Linked DNA regions of Homo sapiens: region 1 is linked to region 2. Evidence: read pairs that join two places in POLR2A ChIA-PET (ENCODE). Cell type or tissue: CD4-positive, alpha-beta T cell. All regions are shown on one strand.

The links. Peaks named below come from ENCODE experiments on the same cell type or tissue, not always from the same donor. Only the 100,000 strongest peaks of a DNase experiment are listed, where the experiment ranks them.
Region 1: POLR2A ChIA-PET joins it to region 2 with 5 read pairs; 2 of 35 experiments call an interaction of 5 or more read pairs at or near these places.

The regions. Positions count from the first base shown.
Region 1 is chr4:153,945,888-153,953,887 of GRCh38, reverse strand. LOC101927947 (a long non-coding RNA gene) reads right to left here. Exons shown (of 15, transcript XR_007058336.1): 7 at 5,027-5,067. Among named protein-coding and RNA genes, the nearest start is that of SFRP2, 160 kb to the right of the region's middle. RefSeq lists a silencer at 3,017-3,213. In CD4-positive, alpha-beta T cell, no CTCF peak of the experiment used is centred here; a DNase peak (open chromatin) is centred at 3,577.
Region 2 is chr4:153,805,705-153,813,704 of GRCh38, reverse strand. No RefSeq gene overlaps it. Among named protein-coding and RNA genes, the nearest start is that of SFRP2, 21 kb to the right of the region's middle. RefSeq lists an enhancer at 7,205-7,374. In CD4-positive, alpha-beta T cell, no CTCF peak of the experiment used is centred here; a DNase peak (open chromatin) is centred at 4,184.

The DNA.
Region 1 (8,000 bases), 140 kb before region 2:
GGCAGAAGCAGTCCTGGTAAAGGAACCCAGCCCTGCTTGTGGGGAGCTGCCACTGTGAGTGCAGTGGAGTGTCCCTGTGGTGTTCTGAGACCCACCTCAGATCCATTTACCTTCCCTCAGAGAAATAGAGCAACCACAAAATGGGCATCACCCAAGTTGTAGTCCAATAGGGGCCATGCATATTCCAATCAATCGCCTAACACATACATCCTAAAAAGAAACACCCAGACTGTAAGAACACTGAGAACTGGGACTAGGAAGAGACTAAGGGTATGTTTTGCAGGATGGGAGGGGACCGGGAGGAGTTGGGTCTGGTGTCACAATGCCATAATGCCCAGACAGCCATGAATACACTTATTTTCTCTTTCAGGGGCCTTGTGGCAAATGCCCCATATGATCATACCAGGTGACCGGGCTAAGGAGAACTGTTCACAGTCTGTGTCCTGATACACAAACTCCTCAGCTAACTCAGAGGAGATATGCTGCCACAGTTGTGAAGTCAACTACTCGCCCAATTAGAAAACCATGGAACAATCAGGAACTAATCTTTCCAAGATCACTCAATGAGGCTACAGTTGTCCTCCTTCTAAACTCTCATACGAATTCACCCTTGCCTCCCATCGGCCTTTTCTCCTTCTGCCTCCTCCTTCAGTTGTGTGTGTGTCCTCACTCTTCTGACAGTCTTTGAGGGCATATGGTTAGAATTCAATGAGTGAAAAATGAAAAATAACTGGTTTTTGTTTTTTTGTTTTTTTGTTTTTTTTGAGACTGAGCCTAGCTGTGTCACCAGGCTGGAGTGCAGTGGCACAATCTCGGCTCACTGCAACCTCCGCCTCCCAGATTCAAGCGATTCTCCTGCCTCAGCCTCCCAAGTAGCTGGGATTACAGGCACGCGCTGCCACACCCAGCTAATTTTTGTATTTTTAGCAGAGATGGGGTTTCACCATGTTGGCCAGGACCTCGTGATCCGCCCACCTCGCACTCCCAAAGTGCTGGGATTACAGGCGTGAGCCACCGCGACCGGCCAAAAAATAACTGTTTTCTAAGTTTTTTCTCATACCACTTCTAAGCTAGCTCTGGAGATAAAACAGAAGCGATATTCTAGAAACATATGGTGGCCATTTTTGCAATAGGTCTTAAAGTGGGACGTTGTCTTTATAAACAAAATGACCCCTTAAACACTTATGGTTCCTTTGAGGTTCAAATGAAGGTAATAAATGCCCCCAGGTGTGACTCTCGACAATAGGCCACGGGGATCATGAACGTCAGTACAGAGCCTGGATAATGCCTCTTTTGTTGTTTGGTATTGCCTGAATTACATTTATCAGTATTGTACGAAGTCCACACTAGATGTTCTGCATACATTGTCTCGTTTGACTCTCACCACTGCTGTGAATGCCACCGCTAGATTTCCCCACTCAGTCTGGCCTTCTGTCCAGCTCTCTGCCTGGGATTCCCTCCTCTCCACTTGTCTAGGTTAAAGCTTCAAGGCCCAACTCACATCTCCCTCTTCCATGTAGCTGTACCTACTTCTGCTCACCTTGAGTGATCTCTCCTGTGAAACTCCACAAGTCTTACATGCTATGGCACTAATTTGACACCTTGTCTTAGTCTCCTCCTTATCTACACGTCCTAACTCTCTAACTGAAATGAAGGCCTCTTTGGCACAGGAATCAGTGTCCTCCATATATATTCCTGCTTATCATATTTTTAGAAATTTAGCCAGGCATGGTGGCTCTCACCTGTAACCCCAGCTACTCTAGATGCTGAGGAGGGAGGATAGCTTGAGGCCAGGAGTTTGAGACCAGCCTGAGCAATATAGTGAGACTCCATCCCTAAAAAAAAAATTTGAATAGAAATTTAAGAAATACAATAAATCCAGAGAACAATAGTCATATCACTCAGAATTAACAACTGTCCCCATTTCAAATTATTGCTTCTAGACTCACCACCAACCCTTCCAATCCTCTCCTCATGGACCAGAAAGCCCTACTCTCATGAAGTTGATATGGCTTTTACAAAAACCTATATGTGATATGAACATTATATGGTTTTTTAAGTATGGAATTTAAATTTTGCACAGGGGGCATCATATTTTACTATTGTTCTGAATCTTGTTTCTTCCACTCAACATTATGACTTTTCCACTACTAATTAATTGCATTCTTAGGACACATACCGAACACCCAAAAAGGATTTTGATAATGATGACAATGGGGAAAGACACCAAGCAAGGAGTGTAGTTACAAATTCATTTGTAATGTTTTCATGAGCTTAAGAGCTCATAGCTAAATATATATTTTTTCATTCCAGGTTCTCAACTTCCTAGTTCTGAGATCTAAGGCAAGTCACCTCACTGGTCTGTCTCTCAGTTTTCTCAACTATAAAATGAAGGATAATACCAGTAGCTAATTTACGTAGTGAGAAGTAAATTAATTAATGCATTTCAAGGTCTTAGAATAGTGCCTGACACATAGAAAGCACTCAAATCATGATTATATTTAATAGTAATCATAATTAATATTATTATTATGAAACTAAATATATAAGCAGAAGAAAATTTGAGTGATACGAATTTTGAACCTGAAGAAAGTAGTTAAGAAAAAGGAAAATGCATTACATTATCAATAGTAATTAATTTTATCTTTAACATTTTCCCAGAAAGCCTGACTCTTAAAGCCAAGGCATTTTGCTTTTTTATTCAGTTAGCTTTAGGCCTGTGGCCAATCAGTTGTCAATCATTTTAACCTCTAAACCTAACTCCATAGAACAGAATATTCTCAGAGAAATATGAAAAGTGAATTTTTTGGCTGCAATTATACCACAGTTTCTCAGCCTGCACTTTACAGAGTTCTTAGCTGGTAAGGAGAAATCCCCTCTAAAACCACTGTGACAAAGTTATTTTAGAGCTTCAGTAGTTTTTCTTTCTTTAAGCCAGGCTTTTTTTTTTTTAATGTTACTTTTACACTCTCTCTATTTATTTATTTTGGCCTCGGTGGACTAGACCACAGCTAAAACTTTATGGACCTAATAAAATTCCCAACATTCTCAGACACGGGTCGTGATGTTTGTGCACTGGGTAGAAAACAAAGGTGCTTTATGAAGAGAATGGGCATGCTCAGAGATCAATGAACTGAGGTCAGGCATGCAGGATTGGGCTGCAGCTGAACTGTGGCACAGGCAGTGTAGGCCCTGGGTGTGTCCCTCACTTCCAAACTTCCTCTCCTCTATCTTCTTTTCCAGACAAGTGACACAGTGCTCTCATGCTGTCCCTAGATTACCAGAACCTCCTACCAGGATACTGCTGAGGGCTTGTCCTCCCCAGAATAAACTTTCCATCTTAACCTGCATGCACAGAACTTTCCATCTTAATCTCACATTCATGCCTTCAAAAATTATCTTTCTTGTGCTTCCCTCCCTCATAAGCTTTCTTTAGGTGAGAGCTGGTTAGTCTGATAAAGTCAGTTCATTTGTTTTCTCTACCTTGTAGGAAAGTCCTTTCAACAGAGGCTTTCTGGAGCCAACATCTCAGTCCAAAGCTGTGGTTCTATTGTTGAGGAAGTGGTTAGAGCTTACGGAAATCTTGAAATTATACCACATCAGAGGCTGTCTCATTTATCCACCTACAGGACTAGCCTCCAAAGCTTGCAGGTTATACAACACTGCGTTTCGCTGCAGCTGTGCACGAGCCATCAGACAGCATAATTTCATCTTGCATTTCATTATGTGCTTTATAATTTTTCAATACACTTTTTTCTCACTTGATCCTCATGATACCTCTTCCTTGTTAGGTAAAACAAATCTGTCTTCCAATTAGTTTTCTATTTCCTGTCCCAAACAGAAGGTCTCTTACCAAAACGACTGGATGATACTGTTCACTTAAGGGGCTACATTATATCAGCTGATAAACACAAACCTCAGTTAGATGAGTAAAGTGGGAAAGAAGTAAGCGGTGGTTCTTAGTCACTTGTAAGGGATTAATCATTTTAATAATTCAGGTAAGAATGACTATTCCTGAAAGAAAATTTCAATCCTCAAATAGTCAGTGAATATGGCCTTTCCATCTATTAAAATCTGAAAACTCGGTGGGAATATATTAAAAGATTTATTATGCCTTGAGCAAATAAACATTGCTGTCAATCTTCAGATAAGATTCAGAATGAGTTTTTTACCCCAAAAATATTTCATCTATGCACCTGCTATCAGGCATAATATTTTAAAAAATTATTTTTAACACTAACATCTTGCCATACTTCCTGCCCCTATATTTTGTCCCTTGGTCCTTATGTCTACACGAGTTTTTAATTTAGATTCTATTTCCAGCAGATGTTATACATTTTAGTGTTTGCTTTCTCTTTCATTAAAAAGGACATGTAATACATTTTATGGTTTTGACATAAAATTATCTAAATAAAGATGTTCAGAAATCCTGAATTGTTATTCCTTTTTAATGGTGTTTGTGTGTGTGTGCATGCATGCACATGCACAGTTTCTAGGAATAGGAGAACTATAGAGAAGAAAGCTGTGTTTCACAAATGCCAGAAGACAACAGGACTATCATCCACTAATTCCTAAAAAGGTAATAGAGACAAGCATTTCAAATCACAATAAAAATTGCTATTGCAGAGCATTTTTAATATTCAAAACCATTCCCTTAATGCTCACTATAAATATTAGCTCACTATTCTAACGAGTAACTCTCTGGGTAGTTTAAGTATGTAAAGATCTGCATTTAGCTGTATTAACACAAGTTTAACTATAGTTCTGTTTAACAGGCTACTAGCTCTTTAATAAAACTGACTTCATCCAAATTTTTCACGTTCCCTTCTGAGTAGAAACACTTCACCCAAATTATCAGTGCCCTCCAGTCCTTTCTCTTCCCTCACTTTTCCAAAAAGGAAAGATTTCAGTTAACACCCCTGTTAGCTTTAAGTCTATTTAAACATCCCCAAAATATGCAATGACCTCAGTTTCTATTTGAGAAATCCATAAGTTTGGGGAAAAAGGAAAGGACTCTTGAGCTCACCTGGTCGCTTGTTCATTTCCCAGCAAGGTTGATCTTGTTAACTGTAACAGAAATAGAAAAAAAGCATAAATGACAACAGAATCTCCATGGCACTTTAAACCTATAAAATTCTCAGAGTCTGGGAAATTGGCACACAGAGTTATTCTTGGCTTCTCACCTCTCTTGAGCAGAGAAGCTATTTTTTCATGCATTATGAGATACTTTATCCTGATTTTCTTGCTTTTCACTGGATGATCTCTAAGGTCTTCAATGATTATGGAATTCTGAGGTTTTACTCATCTTAGTACCCTGAGGGTTTAGCACAGCAACAAGAGCTGACACCCAATAAATATTAAATGCTTGAACTGAGTGAATGAATGAATACATAAATGAATGTCCAAAATTGGGATTAAACTAGGATTGCAGCTCCAGGAGACAAGAGGAGCAGGGTTAATGGACTAGTGCAAATACCTGAAGGAACATTTTCAAAACTGATGTCATTGGACATTGGACGGCCTATTAATGATATTAGAACTCTGGGATGATGAGTCAGCCTCAATTAATAAATATGTCTTGGAAATTGCACTAAGAGATTGAATTTCCTTAGCAAAGTATTGGTGCAGCATCTGAGCAAGTAGTGTGTAGTCTGTGAGACAAATAAGGGTGAAACTGGTCATCAAGAAATGCTGTGTTGAGACTTTCTGTTTTGCAACAGGAAAATTACAATTAACTGCCAACTCATCTCATCTAGCACCTGCACCAGAATCCCCTGAGCACCTAAAGATCACATTTTAGAAATTCACAACTCATACACAAACTTTTGGGATTACATCCTCACTCCAAAGTCAACTTTTCTCCTAAATATATTAGACGAACCAATTTCTCTCCCAAATACCCCCTACTAATTTGGTTAGTAGCAAGCAAAGGCTTTCCCACAGTAGGATCTAAGTCTTAAAATAAAAGAACTACCCACCCCCGTCCCAACTCCAAAAAAAGGCAAATGGTTGATAATAGATTCTTTCCTGAGGTTCCATAGACTGAGCATTAAGACGAGGACCCAAGGCCTGAGAGTTGTGAAAAGAAGTGTTGAAAGGAGAAAGCAAGAGAGTTGGGCACAAAGAAGGAGGCCGCTTACCTCTGAGCAAACCAGGAGTTATATTATCAGGACACCTCAATATTTGAGCACTCCTTCTTCTCCAAAGTTTTAGCAAATGATAGTCACAACCCACAGCCAGGAAACTAGACAAGAACCACTTGCTGGAGACTAAGCAAGAGCTTCCTCCCAAGTGTCTGCATCAAGACTCCAGCCCTAGTCTCACCGACAGCCACACCTCTCCCCAACTCCCAACTTTAGGCCTGTGACAAACAAGAAGGTGGAAGAGCTCAAGGTGTGAGAGCTCTCAAGAAAAACCAAAGTATTCCCCATAAGGTCTCCAGAGGACCTAAATTCCTCTCTTGTTGGCTCCACTTCCTGACACTCCTGGCTTCAGAAGTAAGCACTCCCAGGAGTGGGAAAGAGAGGCCCTTTTTCAGGCTAAGCCCCATGTCAGGAGATCGAGGACTCCACCTGCAGGCTTAATGTCTGTGAGACAGTCACACTCCCAGGGGCTTCACTACCCCTCAGATGCTTTCATTTGCTCACAAATAAAGCCACAAGTGAAAGATCAATGCTACTCTCAAACAAAGGAGGAAAATGTGTTTTTCAAATGGAGTTTGATGGTTGGCTTGATTTGAGAAAAACTGTTCCTGATTAGTTTATCTTGAAATTCTTAAATTTAAATTGAGCATTAATGGATTGGGGTAGAGGACAGCTTTATTTACATTTATGCTATAACCAATTTACTCTATACATTAAAAATTAATATGTTTTACCAAAAAAAGTTTCAAAACATATAGCAACATTTTTCCCTTGAGATAAATGCCCTCGTGTACATGAGTGTATCCAGCTAGCCCTATTTGGGTCAGTGCTTGGATATGAGTATTATCAGAGTGTTATTTGAGCTTTGTCTTCAAATATTTTAAAGCATCCATAGTCTGCCTTTAACAAAATACATATGAATAAACCCAAGATGATGAAAAAGGATTTATAGAATTTTAAAGGAGAAGAAGAAATCTATAAGGATTATTTAAAAACTGATTAAGTAGAGAAATAACAATTTTAAAAACTGATGAAGTTGAGAACAGTTATATAATTTCTAATTATGGAATTACATATACATAAAATCCTGAGACAACTAAACTTTTGACTTCTACAGAAAAGTTACCGTCTTTCAATACTGTTTTTACCTTTCTGTTTTCAGGTTAGCAAGACTGGAGCCTCCTAGGTTACCTCCCTTTGATTTTTCTGAGTTATGTGACAATCTCCAAACTTCCTTCCATCTCTCCTGCCTCACCACATTTCCATTCAGATACACTGTACTAACCAAAACCTTCCTCAAGAAAAAGTATATCACAACTTAAATAGATGGGGTAGCGGTGGGAAGAGAACTCACAAATGAATGCTGTACTAGTAGGTATTGTCACAAAATGGAAATCAGATTTCTTCCTCTAATTTCTCAATAAAACTTATTTAATATGCTATTCATTGTGTATTTGTTCATATTTCTGCCAATTACAATAGATATTTTATCTGGGAGATGGAAAAATTCAATAGGCTCATTGAGAAGACCACCCTCTCCTCATACATCTATATATATTTTTCCTTATTGCCACACTTACATAACTATTCATTACTCTAGCACACATTGTTTCCTATTTGCAATTACAAGTATACTTACGTAGAGCATTTCTGGATTTGTAATCCAATGGGCACACAGATCAATGTGGGGGAAAGATTAGGGGGAAGAAATGAACAGAGCCTCAGACACCTGGTAAACCTAATTGCATGCATGAATTATAGTCCCAGAAACAGGAGAATCAAGAAAAAATGGGGAGAAAACTACTTGAAAAAGTGATAGCCATACATTTTCCAAATTTGATGAAAGACATAAATTTA
Region 2 (8,000 bases):
CTGCAACTTCTGCCTCCCGGGTTCAAGCAATTCTCCTGCCTCAGCCTCCCGAGTAGCTGGGGCTACAGGCACCTGCCATCACGCCTGACTAATTTTTTGTATTTTTAGTAGAGATGGGGTTTCACCGTGTTAGCCAGGATGCTCTCGATCTCCTGACCTCGTGATCCACTGGCCTCAGCCTCCCAAAATGCTGGGATTACCGGTGTGAGCCACTGCGCCCGGCCAGTCCCTAGGTTTTCTTTTTTTTTTCTTTTTTTTTTTTTTTTTTGCAGGATTCTTGAGATTCCAAGGATCATTTGTAGGCAGCACAGTTTTTGCTAACAGCTTCCAGCAACTTCTTCTGCCATTCAAATTCAGAGGTTCTAATTGGGAATCAAATGTTCCATATGAAAATGATTTGTATCTAAAAGTAGAGCTATAGAACTGGAATTACCAAGATCATAGCCAGTGACCATCACTGCAATAGTTTCCTCTGTTTTTATTTATGAGTAATTTATCACTCTGTCTGGATTTTGACATGAGCATCAGACAATCCAGATTTTAAAAGAATATTTGGCTCCCAAAATGCTGAACAAACAGAATCTCTTCCTTTGAGGATAGTCAGGACATCATCAGATAGTTACTTATGAGATTTACTCCAGAATGCTACTTACCCAGGCTTTAACCTGGACTAAATCCCAACTGAGTCAGTTGGTTAACTGATTATCAGATTTTATGGTTGTCGCAGGACACAAGAACAGTCAGAATGGGTAAGTGTGTCATATTTCCACTACTTTATCTCTTCAGGGGTGCATATTACAAGAAAGTAAAAACATTCCATTAGAATGCAAAACAATGATGATAGCATTGCCCATAAATATTGTGCTTCCTCTGAATATCCTATCTACTTCCAAACTATATTTTCATAAATTTAAGTTTATAAGGAATTTGATCATGTGTCATAAGGTGTTTGAAGTATGTTTCCACTTTTGCTCATCTGGAGTTTTTTGTTTTAGTTTTTAGTGTCATGTAAAATAAATAAGACTTTGTTTTAAATCTGCAATTATCATGAGTAAATACATTTCACAAAGTTTTTTCTTTTTAAATCACCCTAAACCAGACTTTGGTTTATATTAAAAAGTTCCCCAGGGAACTAGATTTTACATTTGAGACCCTGATTTAGCTAAAATATTTATAAGGGCACATGTAGAAATACAGGTCCCCACTGGGCGATGAACCAGGGCTGAGACATAATTATGATTCTCTCTGCTCTCCATTCCAGTGGAAACTGCTCCCAGGAGCCCAGAGGTGAGTTGGTTGTCAAAGGAGAACATAAATGTTCTATGCAATGTGACAAGCTGCATCACCTTCCCAACCTCCAAGGCCAATCTAAGAACATTAGAAGATGATACACAAATCTTTTCAGATATTAAATTAATGGGAATACTTGCTTCACTTGTAATCAATGTCAGTGATGTCTGAGGACCTTGAAGCCAAATTTAGTTGGATTGATTTGTGCATTATCATTCCAGGCTGTTGCTCAGTTCAGCCTATCATAAGTGTAGTGGCACTCATAAGCCTAAATGAAAAATTATGTCTCCAAGTAACATCTATAAAACAGTCCAGGACTGGAAAATTGAAATTTTCCTTGTAAAAAAATACAATTGCTTAATAACTTGCTGAAATGTCTTAAGAGTGAGGTAACACACTGGGAGGACTGGTCTTGATGGCCTATCCCCTTTGAAAATGTCCCCAAGTCATCACGTTATGGGACAAAGTGGGGGAATTAGCCTATTCACCAGTCCACAGGGGGCACCACAAGTTTCTTACAAGGCTCAATGGGTGGCAGTGTTGTTGCAGGTGTCTGGGTTGCCATTGTTGCTGCTGTCATTTAGCTATCACAGCAAAAAACTGGGCCACCAAAAAGACTGCTCACAGGAGTCTGTTAATCAACAGCCAGGGTCTCAAGAACTCTAAGGTTGAATGTCAGTCTTCAGTTATATAACAAAAACAGGATTTAGCAAGGAGATTTTAGGAAAGAAAATATCTGTTGATGACATCCTCCCTACTCCTCAACCACATACCCTCTCCTCCGCTTAACAGAGAGTTACACAGCTAACTGCAGCAGAATCCCAATCTTGCAATAACCATCCTTCACATATGAAAACTACCATGTTATTAGTTCTCACCGAAAGAAATATACACACTTTGCATACATGTTTTGTACATTCAGAGTTGGTAAAAACATAAAAACTCAGAAATGTGCAAATCTGTACAAGAATATTAGCAAGGTATTGTTCAGGGTATTTCCTGGAAGTCTGACAATCAAGTGATTTCCATATAGAGAAACAATTTTAAGTTTTTTAAACTTTTTTTTTTTTTGACACAGAGTCTCACTCTGTAGCCCAGGCTGGAGGGTAGTGGTGAGATCATAGCTCACTGTAACCTTGAACTCCTGGGCTCAAGCGATCCTCCTCCCTCAGCCTCCAGAGTAGCTGGGATAACAGGTGCATGCCACTATGTCTGACTAGTTTTTTTTTTTAGAGATGGAAGTCTTACTATGTTGCCCAGGCTAGTCTCAAACTCCTGGCCTCAAATGATCCTTCCACCTCAGTCTCTCAAAGTGCTAGGATTAGGCTAGGTGACTAGGAGCCACCACGCCTAGCCTAAATTATTATTTTAATCCTATTCAGTTCTGTTGAATAAAATGTTGATAACATTAATTCTTTATTCCCTAAAGAAATATTATTTACACGCTTTTCTAATATTTCTATTGAGTTTTTCCCATTCCTTTGACAAAAGGATTTCATTGTTGTGGATTTATCAGCATGTCACCATTTTAATTTTTCATAATTATGTTATTCTATTTTATCAAACTTAATGTGAGGTTTGTCTCACATTAAAATACACATGGTATTTTAAACTCATAAAGTGTTTATGAAAATTAATATCATTTTTTGATACCCCCCACCCCACATCAGGCTTTTTCTACTGTCCATTTTCTAGAAACAGTCTGTTTGCCTGTGGCCCTTACCTCAGGAACTGGCCAATGGATTTACAGATGTCCCTTGTGGTTCCCGGGATTAGGCAGTCTGATTCATGAACCACAAGCCACACAGGCTATGCTACTGAACCTGCACTATGCCTTTGCGTAAATAACAGGTGAAGTGTCCTGTGACTGCCAGCATTCTCTTGACTGTCAACATAATTTCCTATGGCTTTAGGCAACAGTGCAGCATGTGAACTTATTTATGCTTCATTCTCAGTTCTAGAACACTACTTCCCTATTCTTCGGTGCACGATATTCAAAGGTCAAGGAGAATAATCACCACTATACTCTGAGCAATATGAACAAATTTTATCCTCCATATTCGCTAACTAGGTCCAAATGAAAAAAAATGGATAGTGAAGGTGAAAATAATATGTTGGTTTTGAAATATTTATTTTATGGAATTAAAAGTATTTTTTAAGAATTGACTTTTCAAAATTCATAGTAACATGAAAAAAATAGGAAGGGACACCAGAACAGAAGCAGAAGCAAATAAAGAAAATGAAAGTGCGCATCACATAAGGGCATCTGTGACATTAGAAAGTAGTGTACATAACAAGAAACAGGGAAGTCGGGTGGATGCAGGCTCCACCAACTGAACAATCAATGATGGCTGAAACCGAGCAGTGCATCGTTAGGCAAAGCAGGATGATTCTTCTGCTGCTATAGAAGAACCTATTGCACTGAAGAGTTTGTAGAAGTCATTAAATGAGAAGGGCAAAGAAATAAGAATAATAAAAGAGTATGCCTCATTGAATATAAGTAATCTAGGATATAACAACCTGCTCACAGGTCATAAATAAACGATAACAACATTTGTCTACACAGAATGAAAAGAGCAGTTCACTGAACCATATAGAGCGAATCTGTATGGCTTTATCAATACCTGCAATTATCTCTCCCTAGCTGGTTGGAAATAAGAAATCATCACACTACAGCTGGCACCCGTTTCCAATATAAATGCCTTTCAGTTGCAATGGAAACTCACTGCATTACTGATTAAGTATGAAATCCCAGAAGACTTGCTTAAAACCTACCTGATGGTATCATGTGCTCAACCCATGGAAAATCAATGGCTCATCTCAATTTCAAGCTGCAAGAGTACTGATGTGCCCAGGCACCATCATGAGGTGGTTTTCTCACTTTCTTGCAACCTTTTTGACCACATCCTGCTTCTCATAGAACATCTAGTGAATAAAGACATGAATTTCAGATCATGTCACTTTGATGTATTTGAGTATAGAGTACTTACTCTGTGCTAAGCACTTTGCTGGACTCACAGCCTATGATAGAGAAGCAGGATATCTGTATTTCAGTCACAAATTTTAAAAGCTTTAAGTGATGCCATTTTTTATATACAAAAAATGTATTTTTAAAAACATCACAGATAGCCAGGTGCAGTGACTCATGCCTGTAATCCCAGCACTTTGGGAGGACAAGATGGGTGGATCACTTGAACCCAAGAATTCAAGACCAGCCTGGGCAGCATAGTGAAATCCTATCTCAAAAAAAAAAAAAAAAAAAAAAAAAAAACACCACACAAAAATTAGCACACGCCTGTAGTCCCAGATATGCAGGAGGTTGAGGTGGGAGGATTGCTTGAGCCCAGGAGATCAAGGCTGCCATGAACCATGATCGTGCCACTGCACCCCAGCCTGGGAAACAGAGTGAGACCCTGTCTCAAATAAACAAAGAAAAAAAAACAAATAGCACAGACAGAGGGAAGGAGGGAAGGAGGGAAGGAGGGAAGGAGGGAAGGAGGGAGGGAGGGAAGGAGGGAGGGAGAGAGGGAGGGAGGGAAGGAGGAAAGGAGGGAGGGAGGGAGGGAGGGAAGGAGGGAGGGAGGGAAGGAGGAAAGGAGGGAAGGAAGGAAGGAAGGAGGGAAGGAAATCCATTTTAAGTTAGATCCTCAGGGCCTTAACTCCAGGGCTTTTTAGAGAATGCATTTTTTAAAAACAGAAGAAGGGATAAACTGAAGTCCAAGAGAGGTGACCATGGTTCCTACTTGTCTTTTTTTTTTTTTTTCCTGAAGAAAATTATGTCCATTCTAAGGGGGACAGGAAGGTCAGAAACACGGAGATTTCTTGTTGTTGCAGTTTCAGTCTTCCATTATTTTCTTTTACTTTCTCCCCTGTTAAATTTGATTCTCTCTTTCTGACTGGCATGATGATGGCCAGAAAGGCTTTAACTCAACACTTTTGTGTACACAACTCAAGGTGAAGTGCAGCTTCAGTAACTATGCAGTCAGCCTGATTAACGCAGAAGATCAGAGTGGATTTTTGTTGTGCTATCTAACCCCAGACTACACCATAAAACATGACTCACCAAGGCTGTTGAGAATAGCCATGAACCAGGAGTTCTCTCACAAACTCTCTGCATGACTTTGGTCAAGTATTTCAACTTTTCTGAGCCTCAGCTTCCTTTACTGTAAAGAGAAGGGTTATTATAAACAATACCAAAAGCCTTTTCTAGCTTTAAAATTATGTGATTTTTTTTTTTTTTTTTTTTTTTTTTTGAGACAGAGTCTTGCTCTGTCTCCAGGCTGGAGTGCAGTAGCACAATCTAGGCTCACTACAACCTCCACCTCCCAGGTTCAAGCCATTCTCCTGCCCCAGCCTCCCGAGTAGCTGGGACTGTGGGCACCCGCCACCACGCCCAGATAATTTTTGTATTTTTGGTAGAGACGAGGTTTCACATTGTTGGTCAGAATGATCTCAATCTCCTGACCTCGTGATCCACCCACCTCAGCCCCCCAAAGTGCTGGGATTATAGGTTTGAGCCACCGTGCCCGGCCAATTTTTCTTTTTTAAATCTAAATTATATAGTTGTGTGTATCCCTAAGAAGTTTCACTCCTATTCTGGTTTCTATGTGTTAGAATTCAGATTTTCATAATCTGATATTTGGTTTTCTTGCATAATATGGACCAAGCCATGACCTAAAGAGTGTAATTTGTCTTGTGATCCCAAAATGTTAACTTTTTCCTAACTAAACCCTGCCTGGTTTAAGTAGGTAGTCTAAATGTCATTTATTCAATATTCATGAATGACTTCTATCCTAAGAAGAGTGGTTTCTGGCTCTGAAAGCCCCAGTGGGCTTTACTTTGTACACTGCATGTGAAAATCAAACCTGCCCCATGCTATAGACGTTCTAAGGCCACAGACTCCATAACTTGACAGCACCTGTTAGCTGTGTGACCCTAGGCAAGATCTTTAACATCTTCATGCCTTGCTTCTTCTTTCATAAAATGGAGACAATCATACCTACTCCATAGAATAGCATGAGCTGCATAAATAAATGCAAAGGACTTAAACAGGTCCTCGTAGTGTAAGCATTATACAAGGACTTGGTACTGTAAGTTATTTTTTATTTTAAATTAAAATCCTCTACAATGAAATTGTGTCCAGACTTTGCAGGTTCTTGGTCTCACTGATTTCAAGACTAAAGCTGTGGACCCTGACGGTGTGTGTTACAGTTCTTGAAGACGGTGTATCTGAAGTTTGTTCCTTCTGATGTTCGGACCCGTCCGGAGTTTCTTCCACCAGTAGAAGAAACTCCTAGTGGTGGGTTCGTGGACTCACTGACTTCAGGAGTGAAGTTGCAGACCCTCGCTGTGAGTGTTACAGCTCTTACAGGTGGTGCATCTGAAGTTGCTCGTTCCTTCCAGTGGGTTTATGGTCTCACCGGCTTTGGGAGTGAAGCCGCAGACCTTCACAATGAGCGTTACATCTTACAAACGCAGCATGGACCCAAAAAGTGAGCAGCAGCAAGTTTTATTGCTAAGAGCAAAAGAACAAAACTTCCACCATTAGGAAAGAAATCCGCGTGGGCTTCCGCTGCTAACTCAGGTGGCCTACTTTTATTCCCTTATCTGGCCCCACCCACATCCTGCTGATTGGTCCATTTTACAGAGAGCTGATTGGTCCATTTAACAGAGAGCTGATTGGTCCATTTTACAGAGAGCTGATTGGTCCGTTTTACAGACAGCTGACTGGTCTGTTTTGACAGAGTGCTGATTGGTGCATTTACAAACCTTTAGCTAGACACAGAGGGCTGAATGGTGCATTTACAATCCTTTAGCTAGACCCAAAAGTTCTCCAAGTCCCCACCCGTGGGAGAAACCCAGCCAGCTTCACCTCTCACTGGTACCCTGGCTGGATTTTGCAGTGCCTATCCCAGGCACCCTGGCAGCCCAGAGGGAGCTCATCCCAGACAACCAAGAGGAAAAGAGGGGAAGCGAGAAAGAGATGGAGACCCGCCATCGTGGCCAATGACCCCACGAAGAGGGAGCGGTGGTCCACGCACAAGACCCAGCCTTCGATCAAGCCCAGCAGGCGCCAGCTGGCCACGCCGAGTGCGGGGCCACAGCCATCCGGAACCGCACCGTCTGGCTCCCGCCCATGCCTTTCCTTCCACACCTCCCCGCGAGCAGAGGGAGCCGGTTGCGGCCTCGGCCAGCCCCAGAGAGGGGACCCCACAGTGCAGCGGAGGAATGAAGGGCTCCTCGAGCACGGCCGGAGCGGACGCCAAGGCCGAGGAGGCGCTGAGAGCGAGCCAGGGCTGCTAGCACGTTGTCACCTCTCAAAATGTACACACCCATGAAATAAGTCAACTCAGCTTCATTAATGCACAAACATAATTAAGCATTTGTTTCCTATGTGTTTTATTTCATTACACATGATTTTCATTTCATAGAGAAAGAAAGCAAGACAAAGAGGTAAAGTAACTTTCTCAAGGTCACCTGGCTGTCTTCATCTGTACGCTTGAGGAGATATTCCATCTTTTTTCTCCTTCAATTTTCAGGCCACTTAACGTTCCTCGAAGAAATAGGGATTACACCTGAAGTGGCTTTGAAATCCTGCACAAACTGGCACATGGAGACCTATCTTGAATTTTCATCTGTCTTTCCAGTTGGAGATAACAATTTGGGAAGGAAGAGGGCATAGAAAATGAGCAACTTGCTATGTAAATAAG